Linked DNA regions of Homo sapiens: region 2 is linked to region 1. A link is a loop called in an ENCODE intact Hi-C map of the cell type or tissue named here. Cell type or tissue: sigmoid colon. All regions are shown on one strand. Each heading gives the region's core, and the rest is flanking DNA. Links, peaks and the distances in the headings are about the cores only. Region 1 holds the start of RPS6KA2-IT1 (RPS6KA2 intronic transcript 1). Region 2 has its middle 64 kb from the start of RPS6KA2.

What was found. Hi-C counts contacts between places; a loop is a spot of excess contacts. Peaks named below come from ENCODE experiments on the same cell type or tissue, not always from the same donor. Only the 100,000 strongest peaks of a DNase experiment are listed, where the experiment ranks them.
Region 2: a loop joins it to region 1, with 2.1 times the contacts of the local background. A loop is called at or near these places in 3 of 110 quality-filtered maps.

The regions. Positions count from the first base shown.
Region 1 is chr6:166,457,408-166,473,246 of GRCh38, forward strand. RPS6KA2 (ribosomal protein S6 kinase A2) reads right to left here. Exons shown (of 21, transcript NM_021135.6): 11 at 12,434-12,498; 12 at 2,042-2,144. It overlaps RPS6KA2-IT1 (RPS6KA2 intronic transcript 1), which reads right to left and starts at 7,976. Exons shown (of 4, transcript NR_046793.1): 1 at 7,918-7,976; 2 at 5,913-6,100; 3 at 5,579-5,734; 4 at 3,256-3,431. RefSeq lists enhancers at 12,116-13,019, 13,020-13,923. In sigmoid colon, for the core only: CTCF peaks have their summits at 8,420 and 8,620; DNase peaks (open chromatin) are centred at 8,424 and 8,887; H3K4me3 peaks cover 598 bases.
Region 2 is chr6:166,683,735-166,699,573 of GRCh38, forward strand. It overlaps a transcript of RPS6KA2 not described here and the pseudogene IGF2BP3P1. Among named protein-coding and RNA genes, the nearest start is that of RPS6KA2, 64 kb to the left of the region's middle. RefSeq lists enhancers at 6,051-6,719, 9,829-11,028. In sigmoid colon, for the core only: no CTCF peak of the experiment used is centred there; a DNase peak (open chromatin) is centred at 7,639.

The DNA.
Region 1 (15,839 bases), core at 4,718-12,717:
CACAAATACTTTCTAAGGAAGCTGAGAATGGGGTGAGGTGAAAATCCCACAGTCACTTACCGGAGAGAGCAGACCCAGAAGTGTTCTCCAAGGCAGCCTCATTACATCATGAATCAGTGATGAACCAAAGCTATAATGATAGTTTTAATTCTACCTGGGGACTGCAGGATGACCCAAAAGAAGTAACTGAGCAGCCGGTGGCATGACTCCCTGGTTTACAGTGCCCGGAATCAGCTTTCTTCCTGTTCTTGGTACCAATGTGGCCTGGGTCAGGAGCTGGCCTAGGCCCATCAAAAGTCCCGCTAAAAGCCCCGCAACCCTCCCTATCTGCACACGCTCACACCCTCCTCAATGTGTTCATCTGGGTATATGGGAAACAGGGATTTCACCAACAGCTGAATCTGGAGGAACAAAGTGGATTCTCTAACTTCATCTACCTGACATTTTGTGGTTGACCATATATTTGTTTCCCGATTATCTTTTAAAAAATAAGAAAATTTCAGATTCAAAAGCAGCGAGAAAAAATACAGTGAATCCCCGTAGATCCAAGATGCAGCCTGGCCAACCACCAGCTCCCTGGACTTGTCCCACTTATGTCTACAGAAGGAGCTTGTGGATGGTTTTGTACATAACCAGCATACTGTTAGTGTTGTGGACTGAATTATGTCCTTCCCAAATTCAAATGTTAAGGCCCTACCCCCAAGTGTAACTGTATTTGGAGACAGGGCCTTGATATGGTTCAGCTTTGTGTCCCCACCCAAATCTCAGGCTCTGTGTCCCTACCCAAATCTCATCTTGGAGCCCTCATAATTCCCATGTGTTGTAGGAGGGACCTGGTGGGAGATGACTGAATTATGGGGGTGGGTCTTTCCTGTGCTGTTCTCATGATGGTCAATGAGTCTCATGAGATCTGAGAGTTTTAAAAAGGGGAGTTTCCCTGCACAAGCTCTCTCTTTGTTGCCATCCACGTAAGATGGGGCTTGCTTCTACTTGCCTTCTGCCACGATTGTGAGGCTTCCTCAGCCATGTGGAACTGTAAATTCACTAAACTTCTTTCTTTTGAAAAATTGCCCAGTCTCAGGTATGTCTTTATCAGCAGTGTGAAAACAGACTAATACAGGCCTTTAAGAGAATAACTGAAGTTAAGTGAGGATAAAAGTGTGGGGCCCTAATCCAAGAGGACTAGTGTCCTTATAAGAAGACAGAGAGACACCAGAGCTCCATCTTGCTGTCTTTGCACACACAGAAGAAAGGCCACGTGGGGACACAGCAAGAACACAGCTGTCTGCAAGTCAAGGCGAGAGCTCTCACCAGGAACCAACCCTGTCAGTACCTTGAACTTGGACTTCCAGCCTCCAGACTGTGAGAAAATAAATGACTGTTGTTTAAACCACACAGTCTGTAGTATTTTGTTATGATAGCCCTATCAGACCAGGATAATTACCATATATAAAAAAGCAGACTTTAATTCATTAATATCCCAAAAAGATAACTTTTAAAGGGAGCTGACCAGTTCTGATGAAATTTGCTAGACCCCAAGAGTAATTTCAGACACACCAGGAGACCAAATCTATGCATCCAATTGCTGTGCTATTTAGTAGCCGATACTACTTTTCAAATGGGTTTCTGTTTTTTGCATGAATAATATCTATAGCTCATAAATCTATAGACATAACTGACAGCCTTCCCTCTCCGTAAATGCACTTTAATTGAAAGAGGGATTTTAATTGCCTCCAGTTTCTTTTCTTGCTCTTGCTGTGTGTCTCTCTGACACAGGAAGTAACTGGACCGGTGTCTTGGAATAAGGATACCTTCATCATTTCCAAGGTGGAGGTTATATAGGGAACAACAGAGAACTGGGGCTATCACTTAAACCTTTATCACTGAGCAGAGAAAACAACAACAAAAAACCCAAACAGAATGGACAGTTATTTTCCATGAAAAGAATTCTGAGGCATGGGAATTTCTTGTTCCTAGATATCTGTCTCTAAGGGGTCAGGTGGGAGAAGCCACCGATAGAGGGAACCACTGTGGCACACACCTGTGGGCGTCCGCGCTGTGAACTCGGGGTCAAAGTGGAAGGTGTCCTCAGGCCTGCCCACTGCTGGTTTGAACGGTGGCTTGATCTCCTTCCGGTACAGCGTCTATTAATACAAGGAAAGCAAGACAGGGCACTGAGGATGCACAGACATTGCCACAGAACACTGGGGACAGAGAAACCTGCTGTGGGGAGGGAAGGATGTTCTTATCACAGACTGCATTGGCCTTGTGGATTACAAGGGATTTCTAAATACTCTGAAATATAGATGGCATAAAATATATTATGTGTAGTATGATAGATACTATGGCATATATAATAACGATGTATTATAGAAAGGTATAGAAAAGGCATAGTTTGAGGTATGAGGGTTTGGGGACATGCCAAGTGTTCTTCATTTTAGGGCAATAGTTTTCTAGCTTCTTCTTGGTAGTAGAATCTTCTTTTCCAAGTAAAATCATACAGGACAGCCACCACTTGCCCCCACTGGGGACAGCAGTGAAGAGGCCGTGTGGCTCTCTCCTCCCTGCCCTGGGACTTTGGGGCCAGCACCACGGAACTTCAGCTCTGCGGGGCACTGCAAAAACCGCCGACCCAGAGCCACCCCAGGGTGCTCTCTTGCCAGTGTCTCAGGGCCTGTGCTCTGGGGCCTTGGCACCTCTGCCAGAAACCTGCCTTGGGTGTCAGAATGAGGGCGCCCAGGCTCCTCGACAGGAGGACGCCTGCATCTGCAGAGAACCGGCCCTTCCCATGCCCCCTCTGGGCCCAAACTTATTTCCCCAACAGGACCTTGGACAGAAGGCACAGAAAGTCCACAGCCCTCTGTGCTCCGGTCTCAGAGCTGCCTGCCTGACAATGCTTTCCAAAGCTGAGATGTGTTGTTTTCAATCCTCTAGGGCAACAAGGCATTCTGTTGGGAATTCAATGTAAAGAAAGCACACACAGGTACCTGGAACCTGGCGTAGTCCTCAGGCGGGTGATGCTGCAGGTGGTGCTTAGATGGAGGGAGCCGGGGGAGCCCAGTGCTGAGAGAAGTGTGGAGGGGGAGGGGCACTGGAGGGAGGACTGGGGCCTGAGGCCTGACTGGAAGGCCGAGGGACCTCCGGGCAGATTCAGTAGAGGATGCTGGGTTTAGTCAAATCACCCTGACGACAGAAGGCACGGGCCATGCCAGTGTGCTGAGGGGCCAGCCTGGTAGTTAGCAGGGCAGCAGCAGGGCAGGGCCAGGCTGGGGTCTTGCCCCCCACTGAGCATGGGGTTTCCTTAATCCTGCCTAGGGAGGGTCCCCACGGTGTTCGCAGAAAACATCCAGCCTGGAGTCCTGTCCTGGGCACTTGTGTGTGACCATCTAGAGCTCAGTTCTGGACTCAGGGACCCTCATGGCCGTGCAGCTCTGGAAAATGGACACAGTGACTCCAGCTAAAACCTGTTCTACATCTCTGGAAAGCAAATTTCAACACCTCCTCCGATGAGGCCCGACGGGAAGGGAGAGGAGGGAGGAGGGCGTCTGACATCTGGGTCCCACCTGGGGCACACCCTGCTCTGCTTATCCGGGAGCACCTGGGTCAGAGCCCAGGCCAGAAACCAGGGCCCACAGCTACTGCAGGAGGGCGAGGTGCCAACAGACGCCCCCGAGCTCCCCCGGGGGCTTATCAGGCAGCAGGATGTGCCCTGATGTGCAAGAGCTCAGGGCGTGCACGCGGGAACCATCGGAGGAGAAACAGGATTGAATTCAGCCCTGAATTATTTGCTCATTTCCTGCCTTGGGGGCATAGATTTCATTAGCACCGAGTTACTCTTCAAGCCATTTTCAGAAATGAAAAGACGCTGCTTTCTGCAGTGAGGCACAGGACAGGTGGGAATAATCTCCCCAGACACATGTGCTTGCCTGAGGAAGTCTCCTGAGCTGGGAAGCCCAGGCCATCGGGTGCCACGAACAGGCCAGTGCAGCCCATTCCCCACCCAGAGAGTCCTGAGAGCCGGGCTATTAAGAATCCTGCTGAAGTCAAAATCACATCCTCCCTCTGTGTGAGAGCAAGCGAGGGAGAGAGGTGGAGAGAGAGAGAGAGAGAGATGGGGAGAGATGGGGAGAGAGGGGGTGGGGGGAGAAAGAGACGGAGGGGAGGAGGGGAGAAATGGGGGAGGGGGAGGGGAAGGGGGTAAGAAAGAGAGAGAGCACGCACTAGCTCGATCCAGCACAGAGCCAGGCCTCCTACTTTTATTATGAGGAGGAATTTATTTACACAAGAGATTTCCATTAAAAACAAAATAAAATACAAAACTGGTTGTCACGTATTCATTCCAGTGTGAAGTGTTTACCTCCGGAAAGCAGGGGCCCACATGGCCCCTCTAGCTCCTCTCCTCCGTGCCAGCTCTTCCTCCATCATCCTGGGGACCCATCTTGCCCACCCCTGCCCCTGCCCCACCACAGCCTCTGATAAAACCATCCCCAGAGCCTGGTGCCCAGTGCTTCTTCATAGAGGGGTTTTGCCCCCACTGGGACATTTGGCAGTGCCCAAAGACACTGCTGGCTGCCACACCTGTGTGACCGCTGCAGGCTCCCAAGGGGTGGAGGCCAGGGTGTGCAGAACCCAGCCACCCATAACAGCCCCACCACACAGCATCGCGCAGGTGCCACCCAGGGTGAAGGTGGGAGACCCTGGCCCTGCCTGCTTCCTTCTCTACCTCACCCTTCCTGCCTTGTTTCTGCTCCAACCCTCAAAAGTGCAACGTCAACCAGCTTCTTCAAGAAGGAGGACTGGATGTTGAGGCGACTGGCCACTGTCCTTGGAACCCCTTCCCCTCCCCATGGAACCCCCGGTGGGGCAGGGCTGCAGGCTCTGCCTGGCTTCCTACAGGCCACATCCTTCTCCCTCCTCGTCCACCGATGGGGCAGGCACCACAGCCTCGCTTCACAGCTGTCCAGGAAAGCACAGGCTCTATCTGTGACCACCCTGCCTCTGGAGGCTCACATCCAGAGGCTGTCACCTTCCTGCCTTCTAAGTCAGATTCACAGCCCAGCACTGGTACTGCTGTGACCTCCTCTGGGCTGAGGCCATCCCACTCCTTTAATACTAAGTATCTGCTGCTAAGTCAGGTCCCGGTTCCCTCCAGCCCAGGACACTGCGCCTGGGGGCTGGGCTCAGACTTCCCCTGTGCTCTGCCCCATCTGTGCCTAGCCCGGTGCTGCGAGTCACCTGGGATGCCCAGTGAGGAGGTCCTAAGCCCAGGTAGTCCCGTAGCACTTTTGTACCACACAAATAGCTCCCCCTCACACGGCAGCAGGAGGAAGCCCGCCTCTGCTTTCCCCGTGCTTTCCACCCCTCGGCTGTGAGCCCAGGCTTTCAGCTCACAGACCCCAACAAGACCAGAGGGAGGCATGCGTGTGAGAGTGGACGGAGCGCTTGCTGAGGGCCAGGGCCTTCCTTCTGTGCCGCGGGAGCCTTCAGGCAACTGGCCACCCCGTAACATGGGTCCGTGTGCCAACCGCAGCTATGAACACAGCCTGTTCACTGGGGCCTGCAGACCACCATGCCCCACCTGCTGGAGGCTGCTGCGTTCTCACTCTGGTCTGGGCCAGGCAGTGAGGTTCTGTGCGGGCCGCCGGTGGCCAACTGGAGCCGGTCACTCTGGCCCTTTGGACGGCTTCCTCGAGGCTTGCTGCAATCTTAAAGGCCGGTCAATGTCTTCCTGATGCTGCGTAAACATTTGGAAGGTGCTAATATGTGTTATTACTGTGTATGCTTTTTCTTTCCATGTGCAAACCTAAGAACGGGTTTGAGGCTTTGGGGGAGAAGTCATCCGGCCTCTTGCTTTGTATGTAAACCACTGTAGGCAGGGTTGTGTTGAGAGTGAAACAGCAGCAGCATCTCACCTGGGATTCTGAGCTTAACGAGACAGACACTGGCAATTCTGCCCTGGATCCCCCCTTTCTGAGACTCTGGGACAATTCATGCCGAAACCGACGAGAGAAAATGCAGTCTCATGATCAAATTCGCCAGGCACATTTAAAATCATCTCATTTGTCCCAGGATGTCAGAATGACACAGTGTGGCCGCAGGGCTGAAACGAATTTCACGGGAAACAAGCGCACGTGAGGAAGCCCGGAGCAGGCCCATCAGGATTCTATTTATACTAAAGACCTTCAGCTAAGTGAGAAGAGGACCGAGACAGCAACAGAAAAACGGGAACTGGGTGATGACATAGGAAACAGATGCTAGTTTGGGGTCTCAGACCCTAACATCTGCCTTCTGTAGACGGTTTTGGCTTCAGGCATTTTGGAATTAATACGCTCCAATAAGGCAAAGGGCACATTTATAGATTATTCCTAAAATAATAATGCAAAAATATGCAGACCAGAGAGAAGACAGGATCGAAAGCGCCGCAGGAAGAATCTAAACGATTTTCAAAGCGTCACGATGGGTGTGACAGGTCAGTGGCTCATGGAGCGGGACTGTGCCTGCAGTTTACCCGGCTGTAGGTGGGTCCAACAGAAGAAGCACCTGAAGGGTGATGATTCATTGCACAGAGTCCTTGCTGGGTTCCCTGAAGGGGGAGTGCTCCTAGTGTATATAATGTAGGAATAAAAGGATAGAAATCTCGCTGCTGGCAATGGGAGCAACAGCTGCATGGAGACGCCTGTGCTGTGAGGCCCTGACCCGCAGCCTACAGCTCCCACACCCCCAAACCACTCTCTGCGCCATACTGCAAATACTCCACTTGTGGGCAAGAAGACCAAAGTGGCCTGAAGACCCGGAACCCACCCTCTGCTCCTGCCAGGACACACAACAGCCAAGTTCAGGGCACACCCCACGCGCTGCCAGATCACCGAGCGACCTCAAGCTTCTCATTGTCCTGTGCCTCAGTCTCCTCTACAAGTTTCTCCCATCTCACAGCATCACAGCTAATGGTGTGCTTGGAAGGGTTTCAAACTGTACAAAGAACATAAACATGAGCTACTAGTATTGATCATGAATAACGAATAACAGTAATAATAAGAGTCAGTGCAATACTAAGGGTCTAGGCCCTGGACAGAGTTCCAGAAACAAAGATGTCCCTCCCTGGTGACTGTGTGTCTCCAGCATCATCATTCACTGCCTGTAATAATATTTGCAGTTCCCTGGGTCCCCCTGCAAGGGACGCCAGGCTGGGCTGGGAGCCGTCCTCAGACTGGCTTGTGCTGTCTGCAGTGATTAACTTTTACGAAGCTTTTTTTGGGTTCGTGCTAATTCTGTGTTCTCAGCATGCTTCAGCCACGGGGGAAAAACCAACACAGCTTCTATCTGCTGGACTCTGCCGTATCCTCTGCAGAGGTTTGTAGTCCGATCATTAACTCGTGGCTTCTCACTCAGCTCATCAAGCAGAGCTGGCCTTCAGAAGGAATGGCTCCCGTGCAGACGTTCACTCGCTCATCTCTGAAGCTAAATTAAAAGGCAGCAGCCCACACCTCCACCGTCCCCACACTTACTGTCAGCAGATGGGTCCTGCTCCAGCAGGCCACTGAAGACCCCGGGGACAGCAGTGGGATGACAGGTGTTTACTTAAAAAAATAAATAAATAAATAAATAAATAAAAAGATCTGCTGGCAGTATCGGATCACAGAGAGCAGCAGAAAGCAAAATAAATATCCTAATATTTTCCCAGTTGGATCCTGAGGCAAGCCATTGGGTGAAGTACCCAGGCAGAAATCTAGTGGTTAGGAAATGTCTTCTCATTCGTCATTAAGGAGTGTCTGCATTGCAGAGGGAACGGCTTTTGGTGTTAACAGTTCTTGCAAATGAGGCTGAACTGTGGTTTTCAGTTTTCTGAGCTGCCGAAAAGCAGAATGGGCACATCTGGACAAATACATCACGGAGTAAAATTACCCCTTAAATAAATACCTTTAAACATCTTGCATTTTAGCCCCTGCTTTCTGAAGAATGGGTTGATGGCTTGCCTGGATGTGTTATTGGGGTTTGAGGTTAGCCATGAAGACACATGGGCTGCTACTGGGGCCGCAGACACAGGAGAACACACGGGCAAACTTGACTCATGAGAGAGGATCAGCTGAGATGGGGGGACCACTGGACTCATCCTAGCAAGATGTTGACAGCTTCTAAGACCATCACGGAGCGGGACTGTGCCTGCAGTTTACGCGGTGTCCTGAACACGGTGTTTTCATGCCTACACATCTTTGCTGGAAGCATCCTTCTTCTCCTCCTTCTGCCCCTCTGCTGGTTAATTCCACTCGCCCTCTTTCAGGCATCATTTCTCTCTCTTTCTGCTGGCCACTTTCACTGTGCACAAACCTCTTCCATCGGTGGATGATGGCGTTATGGGACAGCAGACTCCTCAGTCTGTGAGCAGCTGGAGGACGGGGCTCTGCGTTCCAGCTGTGACGTCATGGACATGGACACTTTGCTGGTGCACCACCAGGGTGAGCACCAAGCGTTATTTATCAAATGCATGAATTAATGCAAAAGTGGCATTTCTGAGCTCTTCTGCCACTCACGGGCTGTGTGGGTTCAGGGCGCTGGGCAGAACAAGAGCCTGCCATTCCTCTAGCACTGCTGCCTGCCTTCCTCTGGGAAGTACAGACATGAAGGAAACACGCCTGGTTCTGATCAATCACAAGGACCTCTCTCAAAACGAAAACAAGGCCAAAATAAAATCAAATTAAGTGCTAAGAGCAACAAAAGGAACTTCTCAGCTCTGATTCTAGTCTGATTCCTTTGAAATCACGCAGAAATGCCACCTTCTTGGGTTGTGTTTGCTTTCCAGCCACAGGGAGACCAGAGCACCCTGAGCAGAGGCGCTGTGTAGAGAAGGCTCTTATTGCCACAGGAAAAAGGCGGCTTCTGCTCAGAGCTCGCCGGACCTCAGCATTCTGGAATGCACATTAATCTAATGTGTCATAGTTTTCCAAATCCATCGTATTGTTAAAATTCCAGGCATCTCACAAGGTTGTCTTAGCAAGTGCGTAAGCCCTTCTGGGCCATGCATACTTTGGAGTGGCTCCACTCTTGGCTGAGTGCTCTGTGTTGCACTGTGTCACCTGGGGGTTCGGTGTGAAGAGACTTCTCTTTCCTACCAGCTGCAGCCCTCAGGGTCTCCCATCCCAGGATGCTGCCCTGCCCACCTGCAGCTCCCCCTCCCAGCCCAGCAATCCTGGTTCTCCATTCTCCCAGGCATGGTCTCTGGAGGAAGGACTAGAGTGTGAGAGTGAGGAAATGGAGGGGGCAAGTCTCCCTCGACAGCTGTGACTCCTGTCTTGAGAGTCTCACTCATTCATTCACTGATTCATTCACTGACTTACTGACTCATTCACTCACTTATTCACTGATTCACTGACTCATTCACTTATTCATTTGCTCGTTCACTCACTCCCTCATTCACTCACTCCCTCACTCACTCATTCACTAACTCACTCACTGACTCCCTTACTCATTCACTCACTCACTCATTCACTCACTCCCTCATTCACTCATTCCTTCACTCACTCCCTCACTTGTTGACTCACTCATTAACTCACTCCCTTACTCATTCATGCACTCCCTCACTCATTAACTCACTCACTCCTTTACTCATTCATTCACTCATTCATTCACTTCCTCACTCATTCACTCACTCATTGACTCACTGACTCATTCACTCACTCCCTCACTCATTCACTCTCTAACTCACTCCCTCATTCACTCACTCCCTCACTCATTAACTCATTCATTCACTCACTCATTAACTCACTCACTCACTCCCTTACTCATTCACTCACTCACTCATTCATTCACTCCCTCACTCATTCACTCCCTCCTTCCCTCACTCATCCATTCACTCACTCAGTAGGGATTCATAAAGTGCCTCCTTTGAGCCAGGCCCTGTTTTAGAGCTGTGGGATACACCTCTAAGCCACAGATTCCTGATCTTGCAGCTTACATTCTAGTGGCAGGAGACAGAAAATAATAATATACATCAGAAACACATGGTATTTTGAGGCGAGTCAGAAAGTGATAAGGGATATGAAAACAGAGCAAGGCCGGGGGCTGGGGTGCTGGGAGAGGAGCTGCAGTTTGGAAGAGCCGCAGGACAGGTCTCATAAGATGACACTGAATGGCAGACTGGAAGGAGGAGACCAGTGAGCCCTTGGGAGACTTGGGCAGGAGGGGCCCTGGAAGCCAGACCAGCTGGAGCCAGTGCTTGGGGGGAACCTGTTCCATGGAGGCATGGGAAGGAGGCTCCGTGAGGATGGGAGGGGTGAGGTGTGGCTGTCCTGACCACTTTCGTGTGCTTCTCCATCTGTCCCCTGCTGCATCCTCCTTGTCAGCACAGTGTCCTCCTGTGACATGTGCAGACCCATCTGTCCACCGCCTTTCTCTGCCAAGTCATCACAAGACCCACGGGTGCAGGACTTTGTTCCATCTACGGCTCTATCCCCAGCCCTGGAAAGTGCCTGAGACTGGGACGCCCAGCAGAAAGGGCTGGATAAATGGAGAAGCAGATCATACGGGGAGAAGCTGTGTGGTCCCACCTTAACCACTGGCAGGCAGGGGAGGGGATGCAACATGCTGTGACCCCCTGAGGGGCAGGCATCTGGGTTCCAGGCACAGTGCTGTGCTAACCATCCACAGGCTGACACCCAGGTCCATTCTTCATGAAACAGGCTTGCCTGAGATCTAAACGCCGTGTAAGGTGAAGTCTCCATAGAAAATACATTCCAACGCAGAGTCGAATGACAGTGACCTTAGGTGCCCATCTGTGAGGTGAGCACAGCCTGAGCTTCTGATAAGCCTAAATTTTCAGGGAAGCTAAGTAAGAGACTCCAAAGGGAGGCCTTGGTTTTCATTTCTTGGAGGTCCTGGTTGGGAGGCACAGATGTCCTGAAACTTTACACTCTTTTCTCTAATCTTACTTTCGAAAAGAAGTCTAATCTTACGAAAGTTCTTTAGTCAGAACTGTAAAACTAGGTTTTAAAAAGTTATCACTCTTCCCCAGTTTGAGTGCTTTGCTGGGGCTCAGGCTGAAGGAAGAGGAGAGCTGGCTGGTTTTATCCAGCACTGGTGTTACACATTCCCAGAGGAGAGGTCTGGGGCTGCAGGTGGGGCCCACCTCTTAATGAAATGCGTGGAGGCCCCGGACTCCATGAGGACATAAAGAAGACAGAGGCCGGGCGCGGTGGCTCACGCCTGTAATCCCAGCACTTTGGGAGGCCAAGGTGGGTGGATCATGAGGTCAGGAGATCGAGATCATCCTGGCTAACACGGTGAAACCCTGTCTCTACTAAAAATATAAAAAAAATTAGCCGGGCGTGGTGGGGGCGCCTGTAATCCCAGCTATTCGGGAGGCTGAGGCAGGAGAATGGCGTGAATCTGGCAGGTGGAGCTTGCAGTGAGCCGAGATCGCGCCACTGCACTCCAGCCTGGGCGACAGAGCGAGACTAAAAAAAAAAAAAAAAAGAAGACAGAGAGGAAAGCGAAAGCAGATAATAAACTCTATACTGTAGAGGGCATTTAAATCTTAAAAAGTGTTCCATTAAAATCTTTTGAGGTTAATTTGTTAGGTCAGGAAAAGAAAATCCCAACATAGCTGTTTTTGTGTTAACCTAAAGGAAAGAGCTGAAAGCAACTGATAGGAAAGGAGGTATCGCCTTCCTCAGATGGAAGGAACAGCCTCCGAGTTTTAGCCGCGAGAACTCCCTGTGTGGGGGACGCGTCAGACGCTGACTGCTTCACCATTCGGAGTTGGCGTCTTGGCAGAAATAGGCAATTGACACTTGTAGCTTGGTGAAAAGTGAGATACGAGAACTTCTCAGACAATGTCCAGCCTGGCCCAGAGAACTGGAAATGGAGGCTTTACCAATAACTCCACTAACAGAAGCTCCAGTTTATTCCAACAACTCGGCACTGTTGTTTTTTTTTTTTTTTTTTAAATGTGACTTCCACGTGGGCATCAGCTTGACTAACGATGGAAAATGCAGTATCGAATCTGGGCCTGCCCATAGCCCTAGCACTAAAGGGTCCTGGTTGAGCAGCTTGTCATGACTTTTGTCTGTTCAGCCCTTGAGGTTAGAAGACAGTCACTCCTGGAGCAATCGGGAATATGCAGGGCTCGGAGAGGCCGGGGAGTGGGTGCAGGGAGGACAGAAGCCTCGACTCTGATGGGCAGAGGAGAGTAGAAGGAGGAAAGCTGAGGGGACTTCAGGCCTCAAGCTGGAGGGAGGGGCACTCACGTGTCTGTGCCTCCCAAGTTGCCAGCCCGCTCAGCAGGGTCCTGGGGGCTCCCTGCCTGCAGGTGGCTTGTCTACATTCACCTCCGACCTACTTGTGACCCGGACACTGAGGACCCTCTGCACCAAGCCGTATGTTCCCTCCACCCACTTCTGTGTCACGCGTGTGCAGGTGGGGACTGTGGCATGCAACTTACGTTCCAGTCTATGGTCACAAAGAAGGGATGGCGCTTAATTTCCTCCACTCCGTCAATGCCAGCACCTGTCAACAACACAGAAATGATCATCAGAACAAATCCAAGATGGGGTTCTCTGACAGTTTCCAATGCAGCAGTGTGGAGGGTGGGGATGTGCAGAGGTGGGGCCGTGGGAAGGAGCCCAGAGGCTGCTCACTCCTGCCCAAGGCACCTGCGCACCTGCCGATGCCCCCAGCTCAGAAAGCCACGACTCAGCCCCGAGGGCTTGTGAGGCAGAGGTGGCCTGGGGTTGGAGTGAGCAAAAGAGGTGGTCAAGAGAAGCATGGGACAGGCCAGCCAGGTGCTGCCTGCTGCATGTGACGGCTGCCTAGCACCCCACTGTCACCCCCAGGAGCTTGAGGTGCCTGTGAGTGTGAGCACCAGGTGGACCTCCCAGGAGGCCGGAGGGGAAGGTGCAGAGCAGAGTTCCTGGCAAAGCTGCTGCAGTTAACCCGGGAGGGAAGGATTCCAGGAAATGAAGAGGAGTTGACAGGACTGAGTCCCGGAGGAAGCCAGAGCCCAGCCTCCTGCCCACACCTGGCCACCCCTGAGCCTGCTCAGACAGGTGACTGTGTTTACCTGGAGGCTGCTTACAAATATCTCTGCTTTGTTCTGTTATTTCTACCTAACCTCCTCCCTTACTTTGTTGCGTACAATCCTAAGGCCCTGGGGCAGAAAGGAAGGAGGGAGGAGTAGGCGGAGCGCTGGGGGCCCTTTCAGGCAGCATGATTCCCTAACGGTGGATACATGTCCACTCATCTGCCAGAAATCGCCACTGTCCCCCCAGAACGAGCCCAGTGTGGACAAGGCCTTTAGTCAGTAGCTCAGCTCACCGACTGCAGAAGCGTGCCCATTCACGGAGGCACTACTGTTCGGGAAAGCGGTGGGGCAGGGAGTGAGGGGCCGTGGAATCTTGCTGCAGTTTCTGTTCAGTTTTTCTGTAAACTTAAAACTGTTCTGAACACAAAGTCTATTAATTAAAAACAAAAGGCCCTAAAGCTCTAGGACTCTGTGTTTTCTCCAGGATGGGACGGCCACAGAGGAGCCCATCCTCCCGGGTCACGAATCCGAGAAGAGGCGGGCTTGGCTGGAAGGGGCAGTGGCGGCGGTGGCTGGGGAATTCCTGCCAGCTCCGGGCCCAGGGCTGGGGAGGGTCTGATCCCTGGGGCCCGGCTCCCCTGTTCTGCAAGCTGTGTTCCTTTCCGCTGCCAACTCCTAACGGCTGTGCTCCAAATCAGAGCCTCCTGTGCCATGTATGCCCCTTCGTGGAGCCCCCCTCATGTCCAGCTCTCACTCCTGGAAGAGCGGGGCTGCCCGGGGATGCTGTGGTCAGCACAGGTGTGGCCCGGCCTGTCCGGCTGGAAGCTGGCCTGGAGTGGCGCAGGTCACCGGGAGTCACAGCAGATGGTGCCATCGTTGGCTGGAACTGCCCGTGTCCTGACCCCTCCCACCCCTCCATTCCGCACTCTGGGCAGTGATGTGGAGGAGGCTCGGGGGCTGTGGTGGCCTCAGAAAGCGCCTCTAGGTGGTCAACGGCTCAGAGACAGTCCCCTTACCCTGGAAGCTTGGCCAGGGCCATGGTGCTAGGAACGAACCCACATACTAAATGCCCCTGAAGGCACTCTCACAGCACTCTCAGCTTTGTGTTATTCACACTTTGACGTGAAAGTCCATCTAGAAGGAATTAGAGGAAGGGCACACATTCAGGAGTTTCTCCTTCCATGAGGACGCAGAATCATAGGACAGACATAGCACACGGACATCTCAGTCATCCGATGCACAATTGCTGTTCCCATTTTACAGACGAGGACACTGAGGCTGACACAGGTTGGGTAGCTTGTTCAAAATCAGACCAGAGGTTATGAGTTACAGGTACTGGGTTTGGAGGCACATGTCTGAAAAGCAGCTGAGGTGCCCCACCTTCTGAAGTGTCTTTCCCGAGGACTCCCTGCTGAGGCCCCTCCGGGTCCCCAGTCTAGCTCCCTTGTTCTCCTCTAAACCCTGAGCCCAGGGATCTGATCCCAGGCCTTTGCAATCGCAGCAGCTGGCATGAGCCTTCGCAGGCGCACCAGTGGCTGCTGTAATGAAATTTCCAGAGCGACAGTCTGACTTCCAAACAGCCCTCCCCAAGCGCCCATCCTGTGTGCAGGCCTCCTTTGATGATGACCAGAACTCTGGGTTGAAGAGTCCTTCTGGTCACGATGATTAACAGAAAGACCCTCCTCTGAAGTGTGCCTCTCCTCTACTCTTTTGTTTGGTGACTGTTGGACGCATGGCCAGAGGCACTCTCAAAAGGCTGGAGATTGGAACAAACAGTTCAGAGGCCCTGGTACACGCACAGGTGTGGCAACTTGTTGGCTGTACTTCTTTGGAGGATCTATTTCACATTTTGTACCCACTGTATTTCCTTCTTGTTCATCATTTGCAAATATGGTCTGCAGGAATTTTAGAAAGTGAGAGGCAGAGGAAATACAGGTATTGGTATAACTACTATGTAACTGGTATATGCTGGGTTTACCTGGATCACTGCAATCAACACATTTCTATCTTTACCTCCTTTCCCCTAAGGTAGTAAGATTTTGCACCATGTTTGTATTTTAAGCCCTCAGCAAAAAGAGTCAACAGGGGAATAACACTTTGGTTATCACTAAAAAATTACAGGGGTTCCAATTACAGGGGGAAACATGAAACAGGAGGAGGACTTTTGCACTCAGCACCTTGAAACCTGTGTCAACCCTCCCAGGGCAGTCAGGTTTATTATTCTTGTTAAAATAGGTGACTTTGCACTCGGCTCCCCCTTTTTATCTCCACTGAACCCACTGGACAAATGACGGTGAGTGGAGTTCTGGGCGGGGAGAATCGGAAGGTATCAGGCTGATGCTGGAATCACGGCTGGCTCGCTACGGGATGCGGATGACACGCACTGAAGGCCTTCCTTGGTTCTAGAGGACTGCTGCCACTCATCTAGATCATGAAGCACTGACAAGAACAGGGACAGAAACTGTGAGCACAGAAGGCCGGAATTCCCTCCTGTCAGGCTTAGCAATTTGTCGTTAAGTTCCTTAATGCAGGGCAAATAGGAGTTCAAGGTTCAGGGGAACAGAAGATTCAAGAATCACACTTCTTCTCGGTAGTAATAACACCTGATCCTGTTTGTTTAAATGGCTTGTGGTCTATCTCCAAATTGGGGCGTCACCTAATGTGTTTATCTGGGTCTGTGTCTCCAATTGCTGTTCTCTGGTTAAGGGTATAATTTTGCAACCAGTTGGAACTCTCATATCAATGACTAAAGTGCAGTGCAGTGCCTGTGAATGGATTTTTTTTTTTATTTTGGGGGGATTCATTCTGTCGCCCAGGCTGGTATGCA
Region 2 (15,839 bases), core at 4,315-12,314, 230 kb after region 1:
TTTCGCATCCAGGGCCTCACTCCACCGCTGATACGCTGGTAGCTGAATCTCGTCCGACCACATGGTGGGTGAGGCTGGGACAGCCTGGAGATACAGGAGAGAGCAGCTAGCGAGAGGTCCTTGGGGTGTTCGGCAGCTGTGGTCCCTAAGGTTCCAGCCCCCAGGCAGGCCTACAACAGCCACGGCACCTCCCCTTCCCTTCTCAGGACCCAGAGCTCACCAGGCAGCAGCAAGGGGCTACCGTGCAGGAGTTCATCTTGGACCCTATCCCAGACACGCTCTTGTAGGAACCCAAGATAACTGGAGGAGTCTATAAGGAGGTGTTGTCATCTAGATGTAGCTGGGGACAGAGATCAGAAAACAGGGCCCAACCTCCCCAGTGAGGTAGGAGACGGGACTTGACTCTGGAGGCAGGGTTCAGATACTGGACCAAACTGAGACCCTGCTAACACAGGGACGGAGGTCAGGGGATGTACCCATCAGTGTGCCATGTCTGTTTACTATTGCCATGGCAACCCCCAGGCATTACCGCCCCTTTTCATAGCAATGACCCCACAACCCAAAAGTTACTGCCCTTTTCCTAGAAATTTCTGCATAAACTGCCCCTTAATCTACATGTAATTTAAAGTGCGTATAAATATGACTGCAGGCCTGCCCTGAGCTGCTACTTTCTGCCTAGCAGGTAACTCTGCTCTGCAGGAGCAGTCACAGAGCTGTAACACTGCTGCTTCAACACAGCTGTTTTCTTCCACCCTACCGTCTGCTTGCTCTTGAATTCTCTCCTGGGTGAAGCCAAGACCCTTTGAAGGCTAAGCCCCAATTTGAGGCTCACCTGTCCTGCATCACCAGGAAGACCAGAGACCAAAGGTGGGGTCTCACCGGGTGCAGTCATCCTCAAGCCTTCACCCTGCTCTCTGCCCTCCTCTGCTCTGCCCCAGAGGCCCCAGGAATCCGGCAGATGCCGTTGGATGTATCCACAGTGCAGCTCCATCCCCGAAAGCCTCACCTCCAGCCTACATCGCTTTTACCTCCCAACTTGAACATTTATCACCCTTCCCCCTGAACAACTTGATTTGTTTTCTAAGAAAAATTCTGAACCTACTTTTTAATAATTAAATGCCCTTTCTCCTTCTTTCCAATTTATAATAAGAGAATGTCTTACAAATCTGAAAAGCAACAAGAAACATTGTGCCAGAGGAGGAGCTAAAAGAGGCTATCCTTACTTGAGAGAGCGTGGTACTGGGAGCCACACTGCAGGGAGGCCCTTGCAGGAAGAGGGAGATGTCACTGCGGGATGGTAGCTCCAGAGCCCTGCAAGGGCCAACCGGCTTCCATGGAAGCACCCCAACCTCGAAGTCCCCATCCAGTGGGCGGAGCTCAGCACTACAAGGAAGCTCAGACATGACCCTGATGGAGTATGGGTGGGTGTGCAGGCTGCGGGGACAGAGGCCGAGGAAAGCTCAGGCAGGACCCTGATGGAGTGTGGAGTGTGTATGCAGGCTGGGAGGACAGAGGCCGAGGAAAGCTCAGGCAGGACCCTGATGGAGTGTGGGGTGTGTGTGCAGGCTGGAAGGACAGAGGCCGAGGAAAGCTCAGGCAGGACCCTGATGGAGTGTGGGGTGTGTGTGCAGGCTGGGAGGACAGAGGCTGAGAAGGGCAATGGTTAAAATGATCTGTTGGCCATTTCTATCACTGTCCATCCCACTTGTCCTCCCTCAGACACTCGGGACAAGAGTCCAAGGATCCCAGACCTCTGACTTTCTTTCTGCCCTAGTTTCATGGAGGTGAACTGATGGATTCATAGCCATGCATCTTTGAGAGTTGTTGGAGTACAGTTTCATTCCCTAGGATTAGGGAAGATCTTGGATTCAAATCCATAGACTCTTCCTGAGCTCCCACTGCATCCCAGCTTTTGAAAGAATTCCTCCCCGTGCACCACCACTCTTCACCCTCACGACAATTCTATGGGCATCACGTTTCTTATGGCAAAGAGCCTTGTAGGACTGAGGTTCAAGCTGGGTTCACACAGCCAGGTACTTGGTGCCCTTTCTCCCACCACATCTCCTACCACCTCCTTGCTGCCTTGCTCCCCGGCTAAGCTGGGTCTGTGCCTCTATCTCCATGGTATCTACATCACTGCTTTTAACTCCTACCATCGAGTGATCCCGCAGACAATGCACCATGGTGATGGACGATGGGCCCATGCCCTAGGAGGGAGGGGGACAGAGGGCGAACGAAGGGGCTGAGACGAAGGAGCTGTGAGGTCTTTACATTCACAGCCTCAGGTCTTAGGGCTAATGAGAACGAATGACTGGGATAAGCCAGGTGCCTTTCCAGACACCTACGGAAGGATCGAGAATCTTATTTGGCAGTGACACCAGTTCTACCCCACAGAGATGGGAAGAGATCAGGACAGCATTGACCTAAGGGCCATCCTATGCTCATGTAAGGTCGGTCCTGCTGAGTCCTGCCGCCAGGAACAGGAGTCAGGGTGCATATCGGGCACCAGGCATGAGGATTTGTCACTGGGAACAAGGATGTGTGGAGACCGTGCAAAGCAACCCGACCTCTCCTACTGTGGGACCCTCTGGCCCAGGGTTATCTCCATGTCACCTGGTGGGCTCCTGAGCAACTTTTCTGCTTTTTTGTATGCAGGGAGGTGAAATGACCCAGAACAAGCCCTGAAATCCAAGCAGGTTGGTGTGAACTTCTGAAACCTCTGATGCCAAACCAGCACCTCCCAGATACTCTGGAGCCAGCACACATGCTCTGCACCCAAGGCCATGTGGCTTCTGCTGACAGGCCCCAGCCCATCAGTGCATCTGATCCTGCAGCCCATGTGGCTTAGCTTTCCTTCTCTCTCTGCCCCGAATTCTCCACCCCTCACTGGCTCACTTCTGCTCATGCTTCAGCCTCCTGGCTTCCTCTGGGAAGCTGCCTTGCTCCCCGGCTGAGCTGGGTCCATGCCTGTATCTCCATGGTACCTATGTCACTGCTTTTAACTGTGCTATGTTTTGAGGACCTGTTCAGGAGCTGTTTCCTGCACCAAGCCGAGAGCACTCACAGCAGCACCCATGGTAGGAGCTCTGTGCATACCTGGTGGATTAACATGTGCCAATTACAGTGTGGCCACAAATCCAGGACAGCACCACCACTTCCTTCACCCGAGGTTTGAAGGAGAAAGAACAGGGGTGAGGGGAGAATAGGATCGAGTACAAGTCCGGAGGGACTGACTGGGTGCAGGGCAGAGGGCAGCTCTGTCTGCGCCCATTCTCCATGCTATTGAGATAGCCATATGAAGACACAAGCCAACCAAGGCATCTGCCCTGCCTTCACGGACACCTGCGACTCTGCCTGGGCCGTGGAGATCCAGACACAGACAGCAATGCCCCAGCAACTGCCTCCACGGTCTCTGTGGGGAGTAGCAGCATTGTGATCATTGCAACAGCAGCCACCGCGGGCAGAGTTCCTCCTGCGTGCCAGGAGCCATGGCAGGTGCGATACCTGCCTCGCTTCGTTGACCCTGACAAGGTCACAGGGCAGGGGATCATTAGACCCAAATTTCAAATGAGGAACACACAGCTGTAGTCTGCACTGGACACGCACATGCCTTGATAGCACAAGGCACCATTACTGAGTGTCCATGGTGCTGTGTATATATTCACTATTGAAAGAACAACAGTGGCACCTCCCTGCCTGTGAGCGTGGCCTTGTTGCTGTTCTAGTGGGGGCAGGGGGACACCAGTAGAGGCCAGCGGGGTTTTTCACCCAGAAGCTAAAGAAAAGGAAGAGGTGGTTTGGAGGGAAAATTGTTGACTGAAGAATTCAACTATTGGGAGCCAGCTGACTCCACTCTATTTATTTTTCTATTAAGATGGTTTACTGAATTATTTGAATTGCAGGAATCCAGTCATTTTAATTTGCTCAGATGTGGCTTATTGAACTTTGATTTTCTGTGCTGAAGAGCAAACAGAACGTTCAAACAAATTTAAGTTGGGCACGTTTAAATGAAGCGCAGCATTGCGTCGGCGGCTCTGTGTGGAGCGTTATCAGGATTTGCTCAATGCGTGTGCACAGAGATGCAAAATTGCCTTTACCAGAATCAATCTTGGGTTATGTGTGGTCCAAAGAATGCTTCTAAGCCCCCTGCGGTAGGAGTGAGACCTGGAAGATATGGGCAATGAGACAAAGGCCCCCAGACCACCACTGGGGAGGGGGTTCTATTCACAGGACGGGGGAGCCTGCTTGGGAAGGAGCAGGGACAGAGCTGGGCTGCTCTGCATGACACAGCGGGACAGGGATTGGCTGGGAGGAGATGGAGTGAGTATTCAAAAGGCAGGAGGAGGGAGACAGGGCCGCAGACCTCAGGGTGGGAGGGGTATGTGGGGTTGGGAGGCCCTGACGGGTCTCTGGAAGGCGAAGGAGCTGGCAGGGCTTCCAGGTTCACTGTGGAGCAGCTGGGGTGCTCTTTTGTCTGCTCTGCCTGCCTCCGAGGTCTCTGGGTGTCTCCCTGGCTCACTAAAGCTCGTGTGTGGTGGATCTTTGAGGGGGAACTTGAAAAAGACACAAGCTTTGCCACTGGGACACTGCACAGGGCCCCCGCCAGGGTCCTCAACCTCAATTTCCCACTCGTGTCCCACCTGCCCGGCCCCCTCTGCTCATCCCCGGCCTTGCCAGGGGCACATTTTTACCTCCAGTGCAGCTGCAGAGGGAGCTGGCCACGGGTGGCTGGGTTCACAAGTCAGGACCAAGTGATTAAGCAGGGCCACGTGTGCCCCCTAGCAATGAGCAGAACCGTGGGGTAAAACAAAATCACTGGGTTTGGAGGATGAAAGGGTAAGAAGCAGGTGGCTAGGAGAGGGGCACACAGTGTCACCATGAGGAGGTGACATGATCCCCAGGTAGGGGGCGGGAAGGCGAGAGCGACAGCGTCAGCGTGAGGCTGGCAACAGACAGCGTTGAAACCGCAGTTGTGCTTAGGGGCTAGGACGTGCCTAAGGTTAGCCAAACAACAGAAACCCCGCATGGGGGCAGCCTGGGAGCCCTCTTTCCACACCTTCATGTCCACATGAACCCATGTGGGGCCATCTCCTGTCTCAGTTTCCTCATCTGCAAAATGAGATCGTAATTGTGCTCCTAAAAAATTACAAGGACTAAGTGAATTATTACATGCAACAAAGTTAGAATGCCCTCACCATGCACAGCCTGAATGCAGAGCAAGAGATTTCAGTGGAGTGGAAAGAAATCCACCCTTGCTTCAGGGCTAACTTTAATAGCATCCCCGAAAACAAAGGAAACTCCCTGAGTACAAGGGGAACCTCCTGCCGAAGGCCAGCCCTGAGCAGGTCCTCCCCACTCGCCCAGGTGAGCAGGGCTCTGGCCGCCCTGTGCCTGGAGGCTGCGCCAAAAGCGCTCCCCTACCAAAGCCCTCGCTTTCTCAGTGCCGAGCACCATGTTTCCATGTGGATTTACACCACTTCTTTACCCCTGCAGAGAAGACTGGTTTCCTGTCCCAAAAACAGAACTCGTGTCTGAATTGACACCAAGATGAACTCAAGGCCAGGAGCCCGGGATGAAGGTAGCATCCCAAGGCACTCCTGCAGCGTTAGCAGAACTCTCTGCACACAGGCACCTGCCACGGATATGTGTGCGTGGCTTCCCAACGTGATACAAGGAAAAGAGTAGACATGACCACAGTGGAACAAACAATAAATATTTAATTGAATGAAAAAATAAGTAAGGATCCCGAGGAAAGTGTTGGTTAAACTGAGCATGGCCAGTTCCGATTTTTAGAACCTCCAGGGGATCCTGGAATCTGCTTCTCCCCACTGGATTCGTAGGTGTTGGGCTCTGCTGGCCCTGTGGTCAGAGGTGATACCCCCCAGGCAGGCCAGGGGGACCTAGTGGGACAGGTGTGGGAGACTGAGTGCAGGCATCTCAGACAGCTGTTTGAAGCCTCGGGCATTTTAATAAATGTCCCCCTATTTCATAGGCAAAAGTTTGGTGTCCCTGAACAAAACCATCCAACTGTAGCTGAGTGAAGACAGCACTGGTGGAAGCAGCTCTGTGCCCATGAGGGTTCTGCTCTGCAAGGCTCTGTGCACACACCGAGGACACCAGGACCAGAGAAAGCCACATGAAAGTTTTAATATTCGGCCCTCAGGCCAAGTGGCAGGAAGCAAAGCTGAGGCCCACCCACCTCACCAGGAGGCCTCTGGTCCTGCTGCTGTGGCCAAGGAGTCCACACTGCGTTCCCTCCCCAAGGAGGTGGCAGAGCTGCACGGTCCCGCAATCCCACCGCATGGCTCCGGTCTAGGGATTGGGTGAGGGGCTCTGGGAGCCCTGGAGGTGGCCTGTCAGGGGAAGGACCAAGCTGAGGGGTGGAGGGAGGAGGGTGAAGTGTGAGGCTGCTTTGGGACCACATCACAACCCACCAGTCTGACGTGAGCACCCAGCATTGGGGTGACGGGGTCTTTTCTCCCACAGCTTTTTCACATAAATCCACTGCTCTGGGAGGGGAGTGTCAAGCTGTCCTTACATCCAGAGTGAGTCCTTGAGGGCCACCACTGAGACCTGTTCATTCCACACCATCAGGGCTAAACTGGTCTATTCCTTGACAGAGCATCCTAGCCCCAGAGGCAATACGGAAATACAGACATGTCAGCACAGAAAGGCAACAGGATTCCCATCAAGTGTCTATCACAAGATCAGACAGTCTGAGCCACCTGCGTGGCTAGAATTATGTCTCAAGGTGCCAAACAGCTTTACACAGTTCTCGGGATTCTTCAAAGGGAGAAGAACTCCCTCTATGAGCTCGAAGACACGCGTCGGAACTCCAGGCGTCCTCTGACACCTCGATGCAGCTCCGTGAGCCTTGGTTTTCCTCTCTGTGGATGAGGACACATCCGCTCCCTGGGGGCAGGAGGGGACGGGGGCTCAGCTCTGCAGGTCCACAGTGAGACTCCCTGGGTTGCACTCCTCAAAGTCCCTTCCGCTAGATAAGCCTCAGTTTCCTCAGCTATAAAACGGACGTACACCATCTACTTAGCAAACACTGCCCCTGCACTGTGGCAAGTCTTAGAATTCTCATTTTTTCTCAGGGGAAATCTCTGACCACGGAGACCCTGAACAGGCATGCTGTGGACAGGTGTTTACAGGGCTTACTCTGTGGCATGCCATCTTGATTATAATGTTTTATAAAGGACATTAATTACATGAAAGCATTAAATAAATAATTAATGTGATCATCAACAGTAAACAGCATAATAATCAACAGCACACAGTCCATATAATATATTCTTGATGGTTTTAAACCATAACGAAAATAGAAAATGAAAAACTGTAGGTTCTAGAAGATTCAAGCGTTGCCAACTCATGCCGGGAGACCTGCGCTCTGTCATAATGTTGCTTCTCCTTTTATACCTGACTCTGCCATCTGATTGCCCTGAAAATTACGGCCCCGGGTTCTAGCCTCCACTAAGAGTGCTGCCAGGACTTGACCTCAGGAGTTCCTTGGATTCTTTCCTTCTCTGTTTTCACGGCCCGCATGCCAGGTTAGGCCCTCCTCATCTTATGACTCACTCATGCTATAACAACCTTCAAAACGATTTCCTGCTTTTAATCTCTCTCCACTCCAGTCCAGCCTGAGACCTGCCAGGCTATTCCCAAAATAACTCTTCTCGTGTGTCACTCCCTGCCCCAGGCGCCCGACACCTTCCCCGCCAAGCTCTCTGTTCCCCTGCTCCTGGCTCTCTCTCCTGCACACAAGCGCATCTCACCTCCCGGTTTTCAGGGTACTGTGCTCAGCCCGGGCCTCCCCTGCTGCCCTGTTAGAAGCCCTCCTCCCTCAGAGTCCAGGGAGCTCCGACCCTCTCCGTGATGTGTTCTTAACTTTACTCCACATTTTGACACGACTTACCTGCACCCCACCATTAGTACCATGCGTGCCATGACATATGTGACATTTTCTAAGGCCCCTATCTAAATATTTCATCTTCAAAAGGAGTGGAGGCTCCTTTGGTTTGAGGCAAAAGCATGTTACAAAAGAACAATGCTAACTAGATTGCAGGCATTTATGTAATTATCTATTTATCCATCTTCTATACCCTTACACGGGGAAAGGAAATGAGAAATTGAAATGCCAGCAAAAGAAAACAAAGACCAGAATGAGAGCTCAAGAAGCACGTGAGGCCGGGAGGAAGCCACACAGGCCACAGGCTCCTGGGCAGCTATTCCCCGTGTCCCAGGAGCAGTCACCCATCAGCTGAAATCCTCCCTCCCTCTGGAGTTAGTTACAGGTCAGGGCGTCCTGTGTTGGGGGAAAGAACTGCAGATTCACAAGCGTGCATTAAAATTAAATGACATGGAAGAGGAAGAAGCAGAGAAGTGGACGTGTGGGTTCTCCACCTCCCACAAGTGTCCCCTGTCAAGATTTGTTGTCTTGGGAAGATAAAATAAGGGAAGAACAGAAGAGTAAAAGGGATAAAGTGAGGCGATAGAGAGAAAAGAAAAGTAAGGAAAGAAGTAGTCAGAAAAAAATAAAAGAAGCAAACAGCGCTTATCCTCCTACCTCTGCTCAAGCTATAAACTAAAATCGCCCCCTACTGAATATATGCCCAAGAAGAAGATGCTGTGAGAAAAGTGTTCTGTCGAACCCAGGGACCAGCGTGTGCAGAGATGGACGATGGAAACCCAGCCATGGCAAACTCAAGGACAAGACAGAATAACACTGGACAGAGAGCAGACGCTCTGCTGAGCAGGAAACTTTTGCAAGCCAAAGTTTAAAGATACATAGGAACAAAGTAGAATAAAGTAGAATAAACAAGGACAGAAAACATGAGAAAATTGGATGCTAAAAAAACCTACTCTAAGCTGCATATTAAGTAAAATATTAAGAAATAAGGAAAAAAAAGTTACAAATGTCATCCGTTATTATGCCAAATAATAACTAACTGGCCTGTTTGGCTTCCAGAGCGGATCAGGAACCATCTTAAAAACAAAACCAAACAACACGGCAGGCTCCAAAGTGCTTTTTAACAAGGTAAACAAGGGTACTTACTAACAATATCCCATAGAACTTAGAGAAGGCTTGGCGGAGGAGAGAGAGCATGTCGCCTAAGTTAGAAATGATGACGATTTTGGCCAGGGAGCCACACTGTCTTTCTCTTCAAGCATGGAGCATCTCACTCCTCCACATTTCAGAGAGCAAACCTCCACGGGAGTATGTAAACATTCAGGCTAATTGTCACTCGGGATCATCCGAAACTCAGGAGAGGGCAAGAGGCAGTTGATTGCAGCAAGGATATGACAATGTCACTTTTAGTAACTGACTCAGTCCAACACCTCAGAGTCAAGTGCTTAATATAGGGCTACTCTTTCCGTTGGGTGGCAAGTTTAGCGAAATTGACCACCTGTTCCCTTGCAAGTCTGCCTGTCTCCAGCCTAAATCAGAAGGAGCACCTGGCACCGCAGCTCGCAGGAGGTGCTGCAGCGATTGGATTTTGCCTCCTATCACTGCCTGTGAAATCCAGATGTTCTGGGACCTTCTCCACTCCTGAGAAGGCTGCAGATCAAGCTGCTAAACACGCGGAAGTGATTCTTGTTGTTTTTAATATCCTTAGTTATGTGTCTTTTCTGGAGATTCTATTTTTGTAAGTTTAAAACTCTGGTTTCCTTGCACATCAGCAGGGCCTCTACTAAAGAAATGGAAAAAAGGAGCGTCTCAGCCGTGCACTCAGGGTCCTGCGCCTCCATCGCAAAGCCCCAGGAGGACTCCCTGTTCCATATTTGTGGACTGCTCCAAGTCCACTTAGCCAGGATCTCTCGCCTGGTCTGTGGCCAGGGAGATCGAGGGTACACTCAATTTGTTCATAAAATGTCTCCAGCAGTTTTTTAGAAAGTCTGCACCATTAATATCCCCCTCCCCCGCAATTTAACATGATGTCGTTTGCATCCTTGTGAATACAGTGTGCCACCAATTTGAAACTCTAGCCGTGTCCACTAGGTTTTTGTCCTGGGCTTTCCCAAACAACAGCTTAATTGGAGTCAGCAATTTGAGGGAGAAAGGCCACAAAAATAAAAGTAACTCATAAAAAACAAGTTCCACTCACCAAGCTTAGACACACCCCTTAGGCACAGGTTACTCCTGTGGTTTGCTGGTGAAGGCCAGAACCTCACCTCTTCCTTAGACATCCCTCTGTCCCCTACCTCAAAGAAATTCCTTTCTCCCTTAACGATAGTTCTCGCCATTCTGTTAAATGACAAAATTGATAGAATGTCTCTATTGTGCATTGTGTGACATTGCAGCTCATCAGGAATTTATGAGTCATTTTTGACAAGACGATGGCGAACCTCTTTATGACTGGGGCTCGCTGCCCTTATATCTCCAAAGGGCTGGATGGCCCACATGCTCTCTGCCTCCCACACACGGAGGTTCTTTGCCATGTGGATACCCAGAGACTTGAGAAGGAATTTCACTTGGCAGATCACTTGACCAACACAGGAACCGGCTGCTTTATTTCCTGTTGAAGCACTCACCTGGGCCACAGAGGAGCGGGAGTTGGACGGCCTGGCTGGCACTTCTCCTCCTTTAGGTGAACTTGCTGGGAACATCCCATATTGTTTAGAAGACTCTGTAGTCTCTTTCTGTTCACCCATCTCTCCATTCACGGTCTTCCAATACAATAAAGTCACTACTCCAGTGATTCTTGATTCCTTAACTAAATTGTGGAGAGATTTCTAGTAACGTCCAGGATAAAAAAATGTCTGAAACTGCGAAGAACAAAGCCTGGCCCAGAAGAGTTCGTCTAACACTTTTTGAGGCTCTGACCACCTGGTAACTGGGCAGGGGCACTGCATTCCAAAGTCGCAATTGCAGGATCCAGGAAGCTGATGCGAACCTCTCCCTACATGGTGAGAACCCTTTACCTTCCCGTAGCTTTAAATATCACTCGCATTCTGCTAGAGTGATTCTGTGCCTCTAGTCGAATCTACTGTTGTTGGTGGGAAACATACCACAAAGCATAATTATCTGAATGACCTGAGCCCTTACTGCATCTTTCCACGTTGAGAGAGAAAGAGAGTAATTCATTCATTTAAGAAATATTGATTGAGCATGCTTGCCGTTTCATCATCTAATGTATTTACCATTCCTCCCAGCTGGGTTTTAGATACCAATGTGATCCATATGCTATTTGCTTACATAAGTCTGCTTGTAATATCCATTTATTCAATAAATAGATATTAATCACTTAGGCTATGGGATCAGCTCTGGAAACACAGTGGTGAGGAAGAGAGATGCTATCCTGGCCACCAAGGAGCTAATATTCCGGTGGAGAAAATGTCACTAAGCAAATAACGACATAGACAAATCTATGAATACAGTTGATATGGCTGCTGTGCAGTGAGTTGCTATGCGAATGGACTCAGGAAGACTTGAACCCAGGTTGGAGAGACAGGAACATCCTCTCTGAGAAAAGGTCACTAACTCTGAAACTCAAAAGGTGGGTCCAGATTCTCTAGGCAAAGAGAAGTGTGCAGAGCAGCCCGCTTGAAGAATACCCAATGGCAAAACAAACACAACACAAACAGAACAACCCCCAGGAGCAAACCCGGAGCCAGAGAAAAGCGCAGTGTCATTGAGGAGACCCACAGAGACGTACATGGCCAGAACTGGCCAGAAAATGGGGTAAGCTCTTGTTAACATGTTTAGGTTTTATCCTAAGTGCAGTGAGGGTCTTGCAGGGTTTTAATTAGAAGAATGTATTTTTCTGATTATGTCTGTTAGACTGGGTTCCCAATCCTCAGGCCTCAGACTGGTACAGGTCCATGGCTTGTAGGAACCAGGCCGCACAGCAGGAGGTGAGTAGCAGGCAAGCGAGTGTTACCTCTCTAGCCTGAGCTCTGCCTCCTGTCAGATCAGCAACAGAACTAGATTCTCCTAGGAGCACTGGATTCTCCTAGGAGCACTGGATTCTCCTAGGAGCACTGGATTCTCACAGGAGCACTGGATTCTCACAGGAGCACTGGATTCTCATAGGAGCACTGGATTCTCACAGGAGCACTGGATTCTCATAGGAGCACTGGATTCTCACAGGAGCACTGGATTCTCACAGGAGCACTGGATTCTCATAGGAGCACTAAATTCTCATAGGAGCACTAGATTCTCACAGGAGCACTAGATTCTCATAGGAGCTGGAACCCTACTGTGAACTGCGCATGCGGGAATCCAGGTTGCACACTCCTTATGAGAATCCAATGGCTGATGATCTGAGGTGGAACAGCTTCATCCCCAAACATTTTCCCTCCCTGCACTCCCCCCTCTTCCACGGAAACATTGTCTTCCACGAAACCGGTCCCTGATGTCAAAAAGGTTGGGGACGGCCGTTTTAGGCTGCACAGCAACTGACTCTGATATGGGGAAGAGCCGGAGTGGGATTAGCAGCTCTCCAGGAAACAGCAGGATGTCTCCTGCACTTAGGCTGTGGGGAGAAGCAGCCCCACGTGAGATCTGGGTGGTAGTCTATCAGCTGGGTGCGGACTGAATCAATACGGGGGTGATCAGAAATGAGAGATGGGAGATGCTCATCGGAAACCTGAATAGGTAGATGGAAATGCATCATTTGTATTCAGATGATTTCTCCAAGTTTATCTCTATCCTGGACTTACCTTCTGAGCTTCAGACTAATATCTCCACTCTCTGGTAGAAACCTTTATTCTAATATTCCCCAGGAAACTCAGTGAACATATCCACAGCTCAAATCATTGCCCCTGAACCATCCATTAAAACAGTTCCTCCCCCATTTTTCCTTAACCGAGCAAATGTTTATCAGCTGAAACGGTCCATTTTCTACGTCAACTTGACAGGGCTGCACGGTGCCCAGATACTGGTCAGGGTTATTATGAATGTGTCCGTGAGGGTATTCTGGGAGGAGACGAACATTTAAATTGGTGAATGGAGTCAAGCAGATGCCCTCTCCAATGTGGGTGGGTCTCACCCAATCAGTGAAAGGACAGAACAGAAAAGCCAACTCCCCCACAAGTGAGAGGGACCCCTTCCCGCCTGGCCACCTTGAGCTGGGGCAGCAATCTTTTTCTGCCTTTGGACTCAACCTGAAACACCAGCTCTTCCTGGGTTTTGAGCCTTCCAGCTCTCAAACTATACCATTGGCTCTCCTGGTTTTCAGGCTTTTGGACTCAGACTAGAACTTACACCATGGGCCCTTCTGGGACTTCAGCCTGCCAACTGCACAGATCTTTGGACTTGTCTGCCTCCATAGTTGTACGAACCAATTCCTTACAATAAAATCTGTGTGTGTATATATATGTGTGTGTGTGTGTGTGTGTGTATTTGTATGTGTGTATATGTGTGTGTGTATGGATACAAATATAGATATAGATACATATCCTATCGGTTTTGTTTCTCTGGTGAACCCTAATACACCAGCTACAGAGGAAATAATATTGTCTAGGGAGAAGGTAAAGTTAAAAAAAAGACTCATATAAGCTATAGGATATCCCCACATTGTAAATAAACCATAGTGCAACCCAAGAAATAGAAATGAAAGCGGAAGTTGACCACAAATCAAGTAGGCTGGAACTGTGGCAGAATGTCCCCTGGGCATGCAGCCACCTGGCTGGAGATGGAGACTACATTTCCCAGCTCCATTCTGTCAAGTGTAGCCATGGGGCTAGGTTCAGATCAATGGTATATGAGGGAATCGATGAACTCCCAAGGAATCTCCATAAAGATGAAGCCACTGTCGTAGACTTCTTCCTTTTCTGTTTTCTGAAGGCTGAATATCCAATTTGAAACTGACCCAGTTTAAACTCTGCAAACAAGAACCACACCCTAAAAGATGGTAGAGCGAGAAGATGGAGGGAACCTTGGTTGCTGGATGACCTGGTGGAGCAGAGCTTCCACACCAGCCTGGACTGTTCAGCTGTGGGCCGGATCCCAGAAGGGAGGCTAATATCTCTCCTATTTAAGTCCCAACATTCTGAAATCTCTTTGCTACAGGGTTTGTTTGGCTTGTACTGAACTGAAACAGACATGGAAACACACACACCCGACTAAGCAACATGGATGGATGGCCGTTCCCTCGACTGGAACAGAAGGCATGTCTGCCTGCTCTGCTCACTTCTGTAGCCCCAGAAAATGAGGCAGGATCTGGCACGGGGAGGACTCGGCGGCTGTATGTGGAATGAATGGATATTGGAAGAAATACAGACTGGCAGTAGAAGGATGGTGAAGAAGTGGGGAAAGAGTCGATAGTTAAATCTCTTTACAAGGATTTGCTGTGCAGAGAAGAGAGTGACTGTAAGGACTGGGGTCCGGCTGGGATTCCTGTCTGTGCCGTGCAATGGGCATGTGTGTACATGGGTGACATAGGAAATGCTGGGGCATATTTCCACAAAAATATAAAAAATCCGACAAGAGAAAGGACTGCGACACAAAATAGAGTGTCATAAATTTCCTGGTATGTGTAGCAGGTGAAGTACTTTCTTCATATCACCAGAAGGGAAGAAGAGGATGGGTCGGTATACAGCAAAATCTGTTGGGTCACAGGCAGGAATTTTAGGATGTATCTGAGTGATGACTCTTAAAAAACTTCTGTCTGGTGGGAAGCAAGGTCAACCTCTGGAGAGAATGCTGGCCAGTGGAAGTCAGGCTGAGGTCAATGGAGAAGGTTGAAAACAGTCATTGTGGAGTGAGAGCAAAGTGAGTATAGGGCTATGGTCAGAATAAAGGGAAGTTCTCAAAGGCTGATGAGGTTGGGTACCATGCATTTTTATAGTAACCATCTGCCCAGTGTGTGTCTTTCCCAGCAACTGTCAGGTATTAGACAGACATGGAGAACAGGAAACACTCGACTTCTTCTGGGGCTGTGATTTTCCCCAATGATCAAAATTAAAAGGCTGAAGGGCAACTTCCGTTGAATATTGCAATAGAGTAGTTACTGCCTCTCTGTTGGAGAGGGAAGAAGCTGCTGGCAGGAAGGGCTGGTGGATGAGGTGGCGAACTCGTCAGCGGACGGGAGGTTCTGATAGGACAGGCATCTGCACTGTGGCTTTTTAACCAGCCTGGTTGGAGGACGGAAAATGGAGGCAAGAGAATGTGCTCAATGATTTTGTCAATTAGAAGTGATTAAGTTTCCAGGATGACAAAGTTTAGAATGACGGCTAATTTGGAGTAGAGATAAACATCACTGGAGATGAGGAGGCGAGGAACGAAGAGGTCAGGTGGTCAGATGTGTTTTTCAGGAGGATGTGGAAGATGCCGAGTAGATAGCAGGCATGGTAGTGATGAGGAAGACTGGCATGGATTCCAGCGACCCCTATGAGTGCACCGTAGTAACACAGGTGGAGTAGATGACAACTAAGAGGAGAGGAGAGGCGGCATCATCAGGTTGCATGAGATTTAAAGAAGCAAATGTTTGTCCAGCTAATAGAAAGGCTGTGGTCAGAAAACTACCTGAAGAGGAAGGATGACCTGGCACTCAGGTCTCAGGGGCAAAGAGAGAGCAAATTGCTTCCACTTGAGAGGATCACAAAGGAAGTGGGTTCTCAGGAGCCATCAGATCCTAGTTAAGGAAAGCAAGAAGAATCTTGAGAGAAGAGTCAAAGGTAAAAGGGCATTTTTTTGGATAAAACTACAAAAAAAACTTGCTTTCTGAGAACATTAAGGAAAACACTTTAAATCATTTTCAAAATGTCTAATTGATATGATCTTCAGAAAAACATTATCTAGTCTGTATAGAAATTCATCTTGAAATAAGAATGAGGCAGAGTGATCTTTTTAAAGGGTGATATATACAAGTCTTTAGATCAGTGTAACATGA